Linked DNA regions of Homo sapiens: region 2 is linked to region 1. The links are chromatin loops, found by intact Hi-C in ENCODE. Cell type or tissue: right lobe of liver. All regions are shown on one strand. Each heading gives the region's core, and the rest is flanking DNA. Links, peaks and the distances in the headings are about the cores only. Region 1 holds the start of LOC105370010 (a long non-coding RNA gene). Region 2 overlaps TESC (tescalcin).

Region 1 (8,326 bases), core at 140-8,139:
AATCTGAAACAGTATTTTTGTAGTTTTTTAAGAGACAGGGTCTCCCTCTGTTGCCCAGGCTGGAGTGCAGTGGTGCCATCGTGTCTCACTGCAGTCTCCACCTCCCAGGTTCAAGTGATCTTCCCACCTCAGCCTCCTGAATAGCTGGGACAACAGGCCCGCACCACATTGCCCAGTTGTTTTTTTTTCATGTTTTATAGAGATGGGGTCTAGCCTTATTGCCCAGGCTGGTCTCGAACTCCAGGCCTCAAGCAATCCTCCTGCCTTGGCCTCCCAAAACATTGGGATTACAGGCATGAGCAACCGGGCCTGGCCTAAACGCGTATTTTTTATTGACTTTATATGACATTTATTTTTCCAGTTTTATTGATTTATAATTGACAAAAATTGCATATATTTAGGGTGTATATTGTGATATTTAAATATATGTCTATAAGTGAAATGATTATAATAGATAATTATTTCTATGATAATTAACATATCCATTAATATATCCATTTCAAGATAATTCACGTATCTATCCCCTTATATGCTATTTGTGTGTGTGGTAAGAACACTTGAGATCTAGTCTCTTAGCATATTTCAGGTGTACATTATTACTAATTACAGTCACTAATACAGGCCTCAGCCACTATTCTTAGTCTCAAGAACACACCTCCGCCATGCTACTGTGATCACTAGGTCTCTAGCACTTATTCATATTATGCTGAAGGTTTGTATCCTTTGACCAATATCTCTCCTCTCCCCCTGCCCCAGCCCCTGGTAACCAACATTCTACTGTCTGCTTCTATGAGTTGGACTTGCTTAGATTCCACACATAAGTGAGGTAATGCAGTGTTTGTGTTTCTATGTCTGCCTGATTTCAGTTAGAAAAATATCCTCCAGGTTCAGCCACAGTTTTGAAAATGGCAGGATCTCCCTCTTTTTTTTTTTTTTTTTTTTTTTTTGGAGACAGAGTCTCGCTCTGCCCCCCAGGCTGCAGTGGCACAATCTCGGCTCACTGCCACCTCCGCCTCCCAGGTTCAAGCAATTCTCCTGCCTCAGCCTTCCGAGTAGCTGGGACTACAGGCATGCGCCACTATGCCCAGCTAATTTTTGTATTTTTAGTAGAGATGGGGTTTTGCCATGTTGGCCAGGCTGGTCTCAAACTCCTGACCACAGGTGATCCACCTGCCTCAGCCTCCCAAAGTGCTGGGATTACAGGCATGACCACTGTACCTGGCCAAGGATCTCCCTCTTTTTGAAGGCTGAATAATATTCCTATGTGTGCGTTTCACATTTTCTTTATCCATTCATCTGTCGATGGACACTTAGGTTGTTTATCTTGGCTACTATGAATGATGTTGCAATCAACATGGAAGTGTAGCTATCCATTCAAGAAACTGATTTCATTTCCTTTGGGTAGATGCCCAGAAGTGGAATTGCTGGATCCTATGATAGTTCTATTTTTAATTTTTTGAGGAACCTCCACACTGTTTTCCACAATGGCTATACAAATTTGAAACAGCGTTTTAAGTTACCCATTTAAACTGTTACCCTTTCCTTCTTCCCTCACCCCCCACCCCACATCTCTCTAATATCTCCACTAAAAGCTCACAGCTCCTGGTAGGGACCACGATTTAACCTTGGCTTGACTTAATCTTTGCCCTCTATCCCCATAATTTATTTCCAGTCCAGAAAAAAGCCAGTGGTCACCTGTTGGGATTTTGGGCAAGTTCTGGGTTGAAATTCTCCTTCTTGTAGATTACAAGAGTTCTAGGCCAGGCGCGGTGGCTCACGCCTGTAATTCCAGCACTTTGGGAGGCCGAGGCACATGGATCACCTGAGGTCAGGAGTTTGAGACTAGCCTGGCCAACATGGTGAAACCCAGTCTCTGCTAAAAATACAATTAGCTGGATGTGGTGGCACATGCCTGTAATCCCAGCTACTCAGTAGGCTGAGGCAGGGGAATCACTTGAACCCAGGAGGAGGAGGTTGCAATGAGCCGAGATCGCACCACTGCACTCCAGCCTGGGCGTCAAGAGTGAAACTTCATCTAAAAAAAAAAAACAAAGAGTTCTAGAGTTCTAAAACTGTGATGTGCATAACATTCCCCTGGAGCCTCTGGTGTCGCAGGAAGGGTTGGGGACTCTGGGGTCAGTACCTGTTAGAAACCCCCAGGTGATGGTGAGGTTGGGGTGAGCAGGATGGCAAAATACTCTGCCCCCCACTGCTGGGAAAGGGATCTAAATCCAAGGGCCGCTCAGGGACTTCGCAGCCCCTCCCCTGTGGGCCTCTGCTCTTTGTCCCCATCCTATTGTTAAGGCCAGATGGCCACCCTTCAGCAAATAGTGGGAGGTGGAAGTGGCAGATTAGAGACCTCTAGACTCCAGCTAAAGCCTGCTCGTTGGGGGTCACCCATCCCTGTCCCACGCCTGCCTCAGCGTCCAGGCTGAGTGCCGCCCTCTCTGGAGGAACCAGGGTGGGCCACCTCAGTGAACCGGGGTGAACCGGCAGCTGTGGCTGAGCCAGGAGAAAACTCACACTCCCTCCAAGCTGCTGCTGCTGCTGGCTGGAAGCAAGGCTGGGATGCTCTGATGTCACCAGAAAGCGCCTCCTGTCAGGCCTCAGCCACTATTCTTAGTCTCAAGAACACACCTCCGCCTGTTAGAAGTCTCTCGACTTCAACAAGCTCTTTATAAATAACTTAGAAACTGGTAGTGTGCAGGGCTGCTGGCTAAGAACTTCTTTCTTTTATGCAAGATGTTCCAAGGGCCTCAGTGGTAGGCACACCTCGCTCCCGGGGAGCCCTGTAAATGTTATGATCTCAGGAACGGACGCTTCCATCCATGGGTGCTGCTGGCCCAGCTGTGCGCTAAGTGCCAAGCAGTTTCACAGGCAGTTCCAGAGCAGCTGGACGACCTGGATTCAAATCCTGGCTCTGCCACTTCCTGTGTGAGCTTGGGAAAGTCGCTTTGCTTCTCCTTGCCTCTTTGACTGCATCTACAAAACCAGGGCAATGAGAGTTGCGACAGCCCTGGGCTGTAGCAAAGAAGAAAAGAACTGAAACACACCAAGTGCTTAGAACAGCACAAGCCAGCAGCCGCCTGGGTGTCTGCCACTATCTTACTGTTGCTACTGATGTCCTTAGGAAGCACTTGTCCAGGAGAGACCTTTATCTCCATTTTATCCACAGGAAACAGAGACTCCTGCCCTCAGGTTAAATGACTGGCCTCATTCACCCGCCCTGTTGGTAGCCAAAGCAGGACTTGAACCCTAGTCTATTCCACTGGGAATCTCACGGTAAATTATAAAACTCTGCTGCCCCCTAGAGCATGAGGAGGGATCAGGCACAATCAAGACTAGCGGGGCTTCTCACCTGTGGGAACCTGTGACCAGCAGGAAAATCACTCCCTGGACACTGCTGGGGGAGCCACCCTCCTCCACCATCCTCCTCCAACATCTTGAGACCTTGGGCAGCTCAGTGCCCCCTCACTGAGCCTCAGTTTCTTCATCAATAAAATGGGTTTATAGTAACAGCATCTACCCTGTAGAGTAGTATGACAATTAAAGGACATGAGCTTTTAGGCCAGCCGCAGTGGCTCACACCTGTAATCCCAGCACTTTGGGAGGCAGACACAAGTGGATCACTTGAGGCCAGGAGTTCGAGACCAGCCTAGGCAACATAGAGACCCTGTCTCTACTAAAAATACAAAATGTAGCTGGGTGTGGTACCCTGTGCTTGTAATCCCAGCTATTCGGGAGGCTGGGGCATGAGAATAGCTGAACCCGAGAGGCAGGGGCTGCAGTGAGCTGAGATCGCACCACTGCACTCCAGCCTGGGCGACACAGCGAGACTCTGTCTCAAAAAAAAAAAAAAAAAAAAAAAAGGACGTGAGCTTTTATAAAGGCACCCTCTCCCATTTTTTTCTCTGGCCACATTGGGGTGAGTCCCATCAGCTTCCTGGATAAGGCAGGCCCCCTCCAAGACCAGCTGACCTCTCCAAGATGTGCCAGGGCTGCGGTCGCTCACGTCTCCCTCCAGGTCACCTTGGGGACTTCTCAAAACTTCATCTTTGGCACAGATTCCCTGGTGACTTGAGCTGGTTGTTTATGTGCATAAATGTCCCCTTACCCCACTGATGGACGTTGAGGTTCTTCTGATGTCCTCCCCGAGCAGGTGTTCCAGCAGGGTAACTGCTGAACCTGATGTTTCTTCTCCTCCCCCTCACCACCCACCCACCCCTAGTCATTGTGGAGCCACTCACTTGGCATGGAGAAGCACCATCTGGTGGCTTTTTCCAGGCGTTTTCCATATTTGCTATGGGACACCACGCTTGGTTGAATTCACAGGAGGGCCAATGCCTCTGGGGGCCTGGAGTGACGTGCTGGTTCCAGGAGGGAGTCAGGAATAGGAGATCTCCATTTCTCGTGTTAACACTTCCTTGCCAGGCCCCTACCAGACAATGTAAGAGGAGGAGCTCCAATGTGATGCAATCGACAGAGGGGTGCATCCTGCTCAGAAGGCAGGGGAGGCTGGGCGCGGTGGCTCACGCCTATAATCCCGGCACTTTGGGAGACCAAGGCAGGTGGATCACTTGAGGTCAGGAGTTCGAGACCAGCCTGGCTAACATGGTGAAACCCCGTCTCTACTAAAAATATAAAAACTTGCCAGGCATGGTGGTGGGCACTTGTAATCCCAGCTACTCGAAAGGCTGAGACAGGAGAATGGCTTGAACCCGGGAGGCGGAGTTTGCAGTGAGCCAAGATCGCGCCACTGCACTCCAGCCTGGGGGACAGACCAAGACTCCATCTCAAAAAGTGGGGGGGAAGGCAGGGGAAAGCAAACAGTATGCCTGGGCTAGTAATTTATTCATCAGACTAGAATGAATTCCCTTCACCTCACTTTTCCCCCCTCTCCTGTTGGTGCATCCTACAAAGGCCAGTTTTTAAGTTCTCCTTTTTGGAAATCTCCCACTGTCCTCAACTCAGCAGCCTTTTCCTTCTCTGAAATGCTACAAGAGTAAGAGTAACAGGAAGCCGGGGGCTGCAGGATCTGCGGGTGCTATGGAACAATGTATCTATGGGTCATGTCCTTTGCGGAGGTGGTGGGGGAAGAAGTCAGGAGAGAAGGAAGCAGTAAAGGCAGATGGCACATTCACTGGTAAGGCTAAGAGGAAAAGGGAGGCCTGAGATTCACAATAGGGAAGAATTAGGATTTCTGTCATCAGACCCAGGGAATCTGGACTTTGAGAGTACTGCCCCACATGGAGGGAGAAAGGGCCTTGATATCTGCCATCAGCACAGTGACTATAATTAGGGCTCAGCTGAGGTCCTTGAAAAAAATCCATTCTTCCTTCCTGGCCAAGTAGCAATTTGCAGCGTTGTGTACTTGGTGGGCACCGCCAAGTTTCTCAGGATGGCACAGTGTATTCCTTAGTCAGAATCTTTAACCCCAGAAGGTTTAGCATTAAGTACAGAAAGGATGAAGTAATGCAAAGTCATAGCTTCCTTTTTTTTTTTTTTTTGGTCCTGTATTATATTGAAAAGTAATCTACGTATATTGGTATACTTTTCTATTTTAAGGGTTTGAAATGTTTAAGAGAATTTGGCATCGTCTAACAGAAAGGCCTTGTGATTCCAATTTCAAATGAATTGAGTAATCAGTTATGGCCAGATATTTTTGTAAATTGTGGTAAAATATACATAACATAAAACTGACCATCTTAACCATTTTCAAGTGTGCAGTTCGGTGGTAGTAAGTATATTCACATTGTTGTGTCAGCCAGATTTTAAGCTGGAAGTTATATGAGAACTTAATATTAAGTTTGTAAACAGAACACTACTCTTTAAGAGAACTTAAAATTTGCATATTTAAAGTTCAATTTATTAGATGTATAAAAATTCATAATGAAGTACTTAGGAAGGTTCTGAAAAGTGCTTAAGAAGAAATCAAATATATTAAATTCATTAGTATACTTAAAGTATTTAAGGGAATTTATTGAAGTGGCTTTAAAAAACCCTTTAAAAGGCTGGGCACGGTGGCTCATGCCTGGAATCCCAGCACTTTGGGAGGCCAAGGCGGGCGGATCACGAGGTCAGGAGATCGAGACCATCCTGGCTAACACGGTGAAACCCCGTCTCTACTAAAAATACAAAAAATTAGCCAGGTGTGGTGGCGGGCACCTGTAGTCCCAGCTACTCGGGAGGCTGAGGCAGGAGAATGGTGTGAACCCAGGAGGCGGAGCTTGCAGTGAGCCAAGATCACGCCACTGCATTCCAGCCTGGACGACAGAGTGAGACTCCATCTCAAAAATAAAATAAAAAATAAATAAATACATATTTTTAAAAAACTATAAAGTATCCCCTGAATAATCTTTCACAAAAGGCTTTGAGAGCTGAATGTGGTGGTGCTCACCTGTAGTCCCGGCTACTCCTGAAACTGAGGCAGGAGGATCATCTGAGCCCAGGAGGCCACCCTGGGCAACATAGTGTCCCTGTCATCAGATCCAGGGAATCCGGGCTTTGAGAATACCACCCTACGTGGAGGGGAAAGGGGCCTTGAAATCTCACTATAATTAGGGTTTACAATCTCACTATAATCTCATCAGCACTGTAGTTGGTTTTTTTAAATTTTTTTTTAAAAATGGAAAGCCATTAAGGCCACCAGTACCCCATGCTGACAAATCAAACCATTTGTATATAAAATACCTCATGACTGAGTGGTTCCCAGACTTGAGTGTGTCTCTCAGAAGCCCTTGGAGGACTTATTAAAATACATGTCACTGAGCTCCAGCACCGGAGCTTCTGATTCAGTGGGGCTGGGTTCAGAAATCTGCATTCCTGACGAGTTCTCAGGTGATTGCAGTTGGTCTAGGAAGAGACTTTGAGAAGCACTGTGCTAAACGCAGAGAGGTAGTGTGTTCCCACCATCATTCTCCGTTATCTGAGCTGCCTTTCTTTGGGCCTTGATTCCCCTATCTCTAACGTGAGAATAACATAGTAGCACTTACCCTGCGGGGCTGCTGGGAGGATGAGAGATATATATGTGAAGTGCCTGGCACGTGCTGGGCTCACTGTGTGTGGTAAATATGTGATATGGTTTGGCTGTGTCCCCACCAAAATCTCACCTTGAATTGCAATAATCCTTGTGTCGAGTGCAGGGCTGGGTGGAGATAATTGAATCATGAAGGCAGTTCCCCCACACTGCTCTCGTGATAGTGAATAAGTCTCATGAGATCTGATGGTTTTATAAATGGGAGTTCCCCTGCACAAGCTCTCTTTCCTGCTGCCATGTAAGACGTCCCTTTGCTCTTCCTTCATCTTCCACCATGATTGTGAGGCCTCCCTAGCCATATGGAACTGTGAGTCTATTAAACCTCTTTCCAAGTTACCCGGTCTCAGGTATGTCTTTATTAGCAGCATGAAACGGACTAATACAATATGACTCCATTACCGTTACATGCCCAACATGGCTACATAGCCTGGGTGTCTTTTATATGTTCCATGCACCTAGCATACTGCTATGCACTTGGTAGGAGCTCAAAAAATATGAATGTAGGTAGAGTGAGTTCCAGGCAAAGGAAACAGCCTGTGCAATGGCCCAGAGGCAGGAGGGTGTAGGGAAGTCAGGGAGCCTCTAACTTGTGGCAGAGGCAGAGTCTGTGTGCAGGAGGGTAATACACTGTGCTTAAAAGTTTGGACTTTGTTCTAAGGGCAACAGGAAGCCATCAAGCAAGGGAGTCATTCCAAGAGATACAGATTTTAGAAAAACCAGGTAGGAGGCAGGTGAACTTGCCAAGGCAAGAGACAGTGGTGGCTTGGACCAGGGTGGTGGCAGTGGGGAGGCACAGAGGTCCAGTGTGGTCCCTAGAGCAGGACAAGGTGATGGATGAACCTTGAAGGGTGAGAGAAGGGGTGAGCCCCAGGGCTCATTTTGATGAACGAGAAAGAGTTTTATCTGCATTCAGGAACTCAACGGACTCCCTTAGGGCATTTGCCAGAGTGTGAGGCCAAATAACTGATTTCCTTCCTAAGACCCTGCCAGTCTACTCAGTGAGTCAACCTCCTCCGGTGTTAGAAACAGCCACCAATGTAGAAATGGCAAGTTGCTCGCAACCTGGATGGTTCTAGGCCTACGTGGGCATAGCTGGTCCTGATCCATGGGCAGCAGGAGGAGAGTCCAGGTTTGGTCTACAAACAATAGCCCCAAGGCAGTATTTCTGAAGCCATGGCCCCTCTCCCAGCCTGCTGTGTTCTTGTGGATTGCTGGCACATTCCACCAAGGCAGTAAGGCATGGCCAAACACCTCATATCCCATCCTGAACCCCCACACCTCACTGGGCCA
Region 2 (8,326 bases), core at 37-8,036, 73 kb before region 1:
CAGGAGGACTGTTGGAGGCCAGGAGTTCGAGACCAGACTGGTCAACATAATGACATCTCTTTTTAGCAAAACATCTCTTTTTTAAAAAACTTTTAAAAATTAGCTGGGTGTGGTGGTGTACACCTGTAGTCCCAGCTGCTCCAGAGGCTGAGGTAGGAGGATGGCTTGAGCGCAGGAGATGGAAGCCGTAGTGAGCTATGATCACACCACTGTACCACTGCACTCCAGTTGGGGCGACAGAACGAGACCCTGTCTCTTAAAAAATAAATAATAAATTAAAAAAAAAATGAAACCCAGCAGTTCTCGGCTAGCCTGGGCCAGCCCTGTCCCTAATGGCTCCTTCCTCCCTGTCTTCCCACTCACGGGCACAGTGGCTGCCCTCCCTGCCGGGCCTCCCTAGGTTCCCAGGCTGGCCAAGGGGAGCTAATTATAGAAAAGGCCCCCATGGCCAGAGTCTGGGGCTGGAAAGGGGGTGATCGGTGCAAGGAAGGAGGGCGGGGAGTTGGGGGAAGCAGCCCCGGCTGAATGCCCAGTGAAGCAGTCCCCCCATCAAGCATCCATGGGTGTGACCTCCTGAGAAAGCACTCTCAAAAGATCCACAGGCCGGCGCGACGGCTCATGCCTGGAATCCCAGCACTTTGGGAGACCAAGGTGGGTGGATCACTTGAGGTCAGGAGTTCGAGACCAGCTGGCCAGCATGGTGAAACCCCGTCTCTGCTAAAAATACAAAAATTAGCCGGGCGTAGTGGCACACGCCTGTAATTCCAGCTACTCGGGAGGCTGAGGCAGGAGAATCACTTGAACTCAGGAGGTGGAGGTTGCAGTGAGCCGAGATGGTGCTACTGCACTCCAGCCTGGGCGGCAGAGTAAGACTTGGTCTCGGGAAAAAAAGAAAAAAAAGAGAGAGAGACAGATCCGCCTCAGTCAATAACTGCCTTTGGAAGTCCATTAAAGTGGGGACCAGGGATTGTTTGTCTTTGGCGGATGGCACGGTCAGAACGGGAAGTGTCCTCAGAGGCTGGGAGGGATTGAACCGACGCAGCTGCCCCTTGCCCCCAGCTCAGGCCGCATGCACAGCTCGGTCTGGGTTTATCTGGCCGAGGTTTACACCAGAAGGTATTTTAGGAGCACCCGGAGGACCCATGAGTGAAGAAAGAGGTGGAGATGAGCCCTCTGCCTTGCAGCCGTCTTCCTGGTTCCAGGGCTACCCCCACCTCATGGGGGCCCGTAGGCAGCGGGTACGCCCCGGAGCCCGGCCTCCGCCCCGAGATGCCTCTGCTTCCCAGGCTGCGGGGGTTTTATGCAGATCAGCAGCTGGCAGCTGCCAGCAATTTCACTACAGCAAATTAAGAAAACTGTCGCCAATTGAAACTGGAGTGGGACAGGGAGTAATTTGAACAAGGAGAGTGTAATTAAATCAAATGGGAATTTGGCCCGACAACCCGGCGGGGGATCCCTGCTCTCCCCACCGAGGTCACAAGCCCTCTCCCGTGGTGGTTAGTCTGCTGAGTGCGGAGGTTTCACCCAAGCCAGAAGCTTCCCCCTGGGCTCCAGAGGCAAACAGATAAAATACACGTCAGGAAACCAACCGACCACAGCCCCTGCCCCTGGGGGCAGGCCCAGGCCGGTGGCCTCATGTCCCTCAAGGACAGGCTTGGGGCACAGAGAGCAGGATCCAGCATGAACGCCCCTCCACTCCAGGCTGGGCAAACACAAAGCCGTCAGGGTGTCTAGAGACGCAGCCACTTTAGACACACAGGGGCAAAGGGCTGACTGCATCAGTGGGGCCATCCAAACCCCTCAGGGAACACACGACACCCAGGTGGTCACCTGCCTGCCTGAGTGGTCCCCAGAGGCTTAGAGCCTTAGGGCTGGGGGCTGGTGGGGCTGCACCTGTCCTTACAAGAGAAAATCCACCCTGCACAGGAAAGATCATAAGGTCTAGAGGATTCTCTATGCTCTCTGAGTCTCAGTTTTCCCACCAGTCAAAATGAGGCAAGATGTAATAAATGATGAACATGGAAAGGCCACTTCCCTCTCTTCTGTGTCATTTACACACCAGCCCCCACCTCGGCTCCTCCACCGGACTCCATGCCATCGGCTCTTGTCAGCCCCCAATAGGGCTCCCTGCTGACCCCTGCCTTCGAGGCCAGAAGTTGCCTCTGAGTCATTTGTTAAGAAATAAACCAATTAAGGCCAGCCTGTGCCATGTGCTACCTAGGCCTGGCCCCAGGGTCAAGTGCTGCTGTGAGCACTGACTGAGGCCGGGGTGGGGGATCAGGGGGCTATGCAGGTGGGGGCTCCTGGACCCCAAAGCCTGAGATCTCGAACTCTGCTTCCCTGCCTTATGCAGCTCTCTGGGGACTTGGACCTTCAGTCTCCTGGGGGACAGGAAGGGCTGGGAGAGGTTCCTGAGCCCCACAGGCCACAGGTAGAGCAGGTGGCAGAATACACCTGGCCCCTGCCCCATGAGGCCTTCCAGAAACGCAGACCATAAGCGGGAAAGGCACTGCGCGTCTCGGGAGGGCTGCAGGGGCGCTCACCATCTGCCCCATGCACACGCTGGCCGCCTCCATCATGGCCCCGTCGGCGATGGAGCGAGCGGACTCCTTCTCGATGTGAGGGTTTCCCGACAGCAGCTCCTCGACCACCTGCCAGGTGGGGCGGAAACAAACGGTGACCTTGGGCCTCCATCAGGGTCGTGGGGGGCAGAGGGGGAAGGCACCAGGAGCCCCGGGCGGGCCAGAGGAGCATACTTTACATTTCGATATTCTTCCAGAGTGATGCGGCCGTCGCTGTCCGAGTCGTACATGTGGAACAGAACTAGGGTGGCAGGGGAGAGAGGGGACTCCGTCAGGCGGGGCCTGGCCCCTGCCACCCCCTGAAATGTACACTAAACTAAGCAAAAGACACCAATAACCAAACCTCAATGCCAAAGCCAGAGGGGTCAGGGCATGAGCTGTGGGACCAGACTGACTACTTCCTACTGGGTGACCTTGGGCCCGTGACCTAACTTCTCTGAGCCTCAGTTTCCTCATCTGTGAAATGGGAATAACAACAGTGTCTACCTCGTGGCCTTAGGAGGGCTGGGAGCTAGCGCTGTGGCGTTAGGGCCTGGCAACTGCCCCGTGAGCATGAATATCACGACAGTAAGCGTTACCCGTTAACACAAGTCAAACGGTGTCGAGTTCAAAATATTGTTCCCACAGCCCTGGAGGGCACCATCATCTCACCCATAGCAGGTCACGGTCCACAGTGCTTCTGATCTGGGCCCGACTGATCTAACATGGGCAGCCCCAGGCCTGGCATCAGGGAGGCGATGGCCGGGAGGGGGCCTCTCCATGTTGTTCCCAGCACGGCCTTGGGAGCTGGAGCTCTCCCAAGTCTTCTGTGTTGGCATTTTTTTTTTTAATGTATTTATTTTTTCAAGATTTAGTCTCGCTCTGTCACCCAGGCTGTAGTGTAGTGGCACGATCTGGGCTCTCTGCAACCTCTGCCTCCTGGGTTCGAGAGATTCTCCTGCTTCAGCCTCCTGAGTAGCTGGGATTACAGGTGCACGCCGCCATGCCCAAGTAATTTTTGTGTTTTTAGTAGAGACAGGGTTTCACCAGTTGGCCAGGCTGGTCTCAAACTCCCAACCTCAAATGATCCACCCACCTCAGCCTCCCAAAGTGCTGGGATTACAGGTGTGAGCCACCGTGCTCAGCCGGCATTTATTTTTTATTATTGTTATTATTTTTTTCAGAGATGGGGTCTCACTCTGTCGCACAGGCTGAATGTAGTGGTGCAACTGTAGCTCATTGCAGCCTCCATATCCTGGGCTCAAACTACCCTCCCACCCCAGTCTCCCGAGTACCAGGGACCACAGGCACGCAGCACCACTATGCCGTGCTCATTTTTTTATTTTGTAGAGGCAAGTGTCTTTCTCTGCTGCCCAGGCTGAGCCCTGAACTCGTGGCTTCAAGTTATCCTCCCCACTCAGCCTCCTAAAGTGCTGGGATTACAGGAGTGCACCACTGAGCCCAGCTGGCATTTACTGAACACTGACCAGATGCCCAGGTGTGCAAAGCGCTTCACAAACCTCTGTCTCCCTCTCACCCAACCCCAAGAGGCCAGGGATGCCTGAGCCCTGCCTCCCAGACAGACTGTCAAAGCTCACGGAAGTTAAGGCGTTTGCCCACGGCCACACCACTAAGGGACAGGAAACCAGGGATTTGGACCTGAGTCCGTCCTGTTCCACGCCCCTTGGAGCAGACAGGAAGCCAGGCTCACACCAGGGATCCACCCCCGCCACCCGGGCTGTTCCCACCAGCCCCGCATACACATTCCAGTGCTAAATATAGCGAAGTCCCATGTTTACATTTTCTTGATGAGGAGGCTGACCTGGGGCGGGACACAGAGGGATGTCAGGAGTCATGGGAAAGGCCACAGGAAAAGGAGATGTGACTCGGGGCACTGCCTGGGACCTGTGCGGCTGGCCAGCTGGGACCACAACTGAACCCACTCGGGAGCCAGAACATAGTGGGGCTGGTCTCAGGAACCCAGCAATAGCACAGCCCATGGAGGAGGGAGAGGAGGAAACTGACTTTAGGGAGCGCTTCCTGTGTGCCAAAGGCTGACTGTGTGATCTTACCCAGCCCTCAGAACCACGCATGATCGGCATACCCACGTTCTGGGTCAAGGTTCAAGGTCACATGGCTGGTGAGACGGGCCACACTGGAACCCAGGTCTTTGCATCAAGGGCCTTGTTTCACATCCACCGCACAACCCCCTTCTAGTCCCAGGAAGCCACAAGCTGCTGAGGAATGTTTAGGATGAAGGTGCCGGGAACGGGAGACAGCAATGCCAGCCTCACAGGGACGAGGGCTGGTGGCCCCAAGCCCTCCAAGCCCCCAAGCCAATGCACACCCAGCCTCCTGCTGCAGAGGCGCCTTGCGTTCTGAGGTCTTAGGGGAGGCTGCACCCCAGGCCAGGTGTGAGCAAGGGGACTCAGTGGCACGCACATCTCAGCTTCTCCTTCCGGGACAGCTCCACCTGTTCCTCGTCCATGGTGGTGTCGATGGGCCGGAAGTAGGACATGATGGTCAGGAAGTCCTCGAAATTGATCTCATCAGCCAGGCCACTGGGTCCCTTGCGCAGGTTCCTACGGGAGCAACAAGGAGGGTGTTGGAAATAAATGAAGAACTGGATCTTGTCCTCTTGCTACCATTAGCTCCCGAGAACTCCGCTCTCAGGGTGCACACTGGACCCACGATGGCTGCTCTCGCCTTGCGTCTGTGCCCCAAGAACCTGCTTCGTGGCGGGGCTGCAGGCTCCGGAAGCTGAAAGCTCAGCCCTTGCCCTGCCCTCACGGAGCTCATCATCAGGGAGGTGGAAGAGAGAGAGACAACTGCGTGACCGTTGATTCAGGCGGTGACAGAGGGATGCGTGGGTGTGTGATGGTGCACACAGGCCAGCACTTATGAAGAAACCAAGCAATCCAGTAACTCACTGAGTACATCTCCTGATCCTTTCCTTTAGCTCAGGGGTTGGCAAACAGCCCATAGGCCCAATTTGGCCTGTCATCTATTTTCATACAGCCCCTGAACTAAGAAGACTTTTCGGGCTGGGTGCGGTGGCTAATGCCTCTAATCCTAGCACTCTGGGAGGCCGAGGTGGGCAGATCACCTGAGGTCAGGAGTTCGAGACCAGCCTGGCCAACATGATGACACCACGCCTCTAATAAAAATGCAAAAATTAGCTGGGCATGGTGGTGTGCACCTGTAGTCCCAGCTACTCGGGAGGCTGAGGCGAGAGAATCGCTTGAACTCAGGAGGTGGAGGTTGCAGTAAGCTGAGATCACACCACTGCACTCCAGCCTGGGTGACAGAGGGAGACCCTGTCTCAAGAAAAAAAAAAAAAAAAAAAAAGGAAGAAGAGGAAGAAGACTTTTCACAATTTTATCTTAATTTTGTCAGAGTCAGGGTCTCACTCCATTGCCCAGGCTGGAGTTCAGTGGTGCAGCCTCAAACTCCTGAGCTCAAGCCATCCTCCTGCCTTGGTCTCCCAAAGTGCTGGGACTATATATGACAGCCATGTGCCTGGCCGGTTTTCACATTTTTAAATAGTTGAAAAAATGCTTGCCAAAAAAAAAAAAGTCGAATAGTATTTCATGACAAGTGAAAATTACATGAAATTCAAATGTCAGTGTCCATAAATAAAATTTTATTGGCACACAGCCATGCCCATTCATTTATGCTTGTCTGCAGAGCTGAGTAGCTGCAACAGAGACTGCGTGGCCCGCAAAGCCTAAAATATTTACTCCTTGTCTTTTTACAGAAAAGGTTTGCCAACCTCTGCTCGCTCTCACTAGTTCAAAATTTTAGGATGGTGATTGGCTGCAAGCATCTCTAAGTAATCTGTTTATACCCAAATACAAAGTTTGCCAAGGATTGAAAGTTTTGTGGTAAGTTAGGGCAGGTTTGAGACTGGCCGTACAAATGTGCTTTTTGGAGGAGGCAAGAAAGGGCTGGTGTTCTGGGGGATGGGGACACAGGGAGTTCATGCCCCATGCCCGGCACACTGCCTGACACCCAGATGAGGGACTCAGAAATGTGTGGTCCAGCTCAGGTCTTGGCAGTTGTTAATAGCTCGGAGGCCAGGCGCAATGGCTTACGCCTGTAACCCCTGCACTTTGGGAGACTGAGGCAGGCCAATTGCTTGGGCTCTGGAGTTCAAGACCACCCTGGGCAACAGGGAGAAACCCTGTCTCTACAAAAAATTAGATGGGTGCGGTGGTGTGCACCTGTAGTCCCAGCTACTTAGGGGGCTGAGGTGGGAGGATCACTTGAGCCCAGGAGGCCGAGGCTGCAGTGAGCCAAGATCACGCCACTGCACTCCAGCCTGGGTGGCTAAGTAAGACCCTGTCTCAAACGAAAGAAACAAAACAGCCTGGAGATGACTCCAAACCCAAGCTCCTGACCCACTGTCGTCAAACCCTTATCTCTACTGGACTGTGACCATGAGCGCCCGAGGCTGCTGGGGCAGGCTGTCATATGGCTGGCAAGCTCAAGTTTCTGCCACAGCCTCTCACTGTGGCCCTTCGGAAGGGGCAGTGCCTAGCTGGCCCGGGGTGGCTAACAGTTAGTGGTTAGTGCTTGGATATGTTACTTGGGTCCCACCCAGGGCACGACTGCACCTCCATGTAAAGGAATATGTTTGCAATTCTCTCTTTAGAGGTTCATCTACTACTCCTTTTCAGCACCCAGCAAATACACTAACACCCATACGACAGCCTCTAAGTGTCCTGGGAACTCCCACTTTTTTATTTTTCTCTTCCAGGAGATTTTCCAGGGAGAGGTGGGGTCCCAAGTCTGGATTAGGGAAGGCGGATCAAGAAACTGCCCATCTGCGGGATGAGATCTGTCCTTCCCTGGGCTCAGGAAGCCCCATCTTTATGTGTTTTCACAGGTCTCTCTTCTCTCTTTTATCGTATGAAGCTCCCCACCGCTCCTGCCACAGGCTTTAATAACCTCAAAGTTCTCACTGTGGGCGGCAGAGACCAAATTTACAGAGCATAAAAATAGCCCCCGGACTTATCGGGCTGCTCTGAAAGCCCTTCCCACAGCGACTGGCTCACACGTCCTTCCCAAGTGGTTTAGGCTGCAGCAAGAGGGATTAAGATTAGCATGGGTGAAAATGTGATAGACCCCTGGGGAAGGCAGGTGTGTGTCCTTCTCTGGGAACCTTGTGACCGGCACTGCTTCAGCCTCAGGACCCAACTCAAGGAAGGAGGGTCCCTTCCCCTCCGAGTGCTCCCGCAGGTCTGAAGAGACCAACATTCTGGTCTCCAAAGGCAATGACAGCCAGTGCCAAAGAAACCCAGACAGAGCACCTGGAACCAGCCCCACTTGCTCTCCACTCCATTTTTTAAATAAAAGTTTATTTATTTATTTATTTTTTAAGAGATGAGATCTCGCTATATTGCCCAGACTGGTCTTGAACCCTGGCCATACGCAATCCTACTGCCTTAGCCTCCTGGAGTAGCTGGGATTACAGGTGCGTGCCACCACACCCAGCCCTCTAACTCCCATTTCTAAAATGAGCACCAGGATGAAGATCAGTGGACAGAAAACAGGGGCTACATCTAAATCTGCAACCCAGCATGAGGGCAGGCCATTTTCACTCTTTTTGCAAAGATGCCCCCTTAACTTTCCAATTCTTCTGTAAGGAATGGGGCGCCCTGGAGGTGGGGATGGCCTCTGCTCAAAATACCCCTTCCCCAAGACCTGTTCCCAAAGAGTCTTAGGAACAAAGGCTGAGGCTGGTATTTCTTGAAAGGAAAATC

What was found. Hi-C counts contacts between places; a loop is a spot of excess contacts. Peaks named below come from ENCODE experiments on the same cell type or tissue, not always from the same donor. Only the 100,000 strongest peaks of a DNase experiment are listed, where the experiment ranks them.
Region 2: it touches region 1 in a loop (1.8-fold over the local background); 5 of 110 quality-filtered maps call a loop at or near these places.

Annotation. Positions count from the first base shown.
Region 1 is chr12:117,116,603-117,124,928 of GRCh38, forward strand. All of the region lies in intron 2 of TESC-AS1 (TESC antisense RNA 1), which reads left to right. It overlaps LOC105370010 (a long non-coding RNA gene), which reads right to left and starts at 4,435. Exons shown (of 4, transcript XR_945398.3): 1 at 4,248-4,435. RefSeq lists an enhancer at 1,891-2,485. In right lobe of liver, for the core only: a CTCF peak has its summit at 3,314 (motif pointing left); no DNase peak of the experiment used is centred there.
Region 2 is chr12:117,044,016-117,052,341 of GRCh38, forward strand. TESC (tescalcin) reads right to left here. Exons shown (of 8, transcript NM_017899.4): 4 at 5,004-5,143; 5 at 2,762-2,823; 6 at 2,544-2,651. Among named protein-coding and RNA genes, the nearest start is that of TESC, 51 kb to the right of the region's middle. RefSeq lists a silencer at 6,809-7,103. In right lobe of liver, for the core only: no CTCF peak of the experiment used is centred there; a DNase peak (open chromatin) is centred at 4,266; H3K27ac peaks cover 742 bases.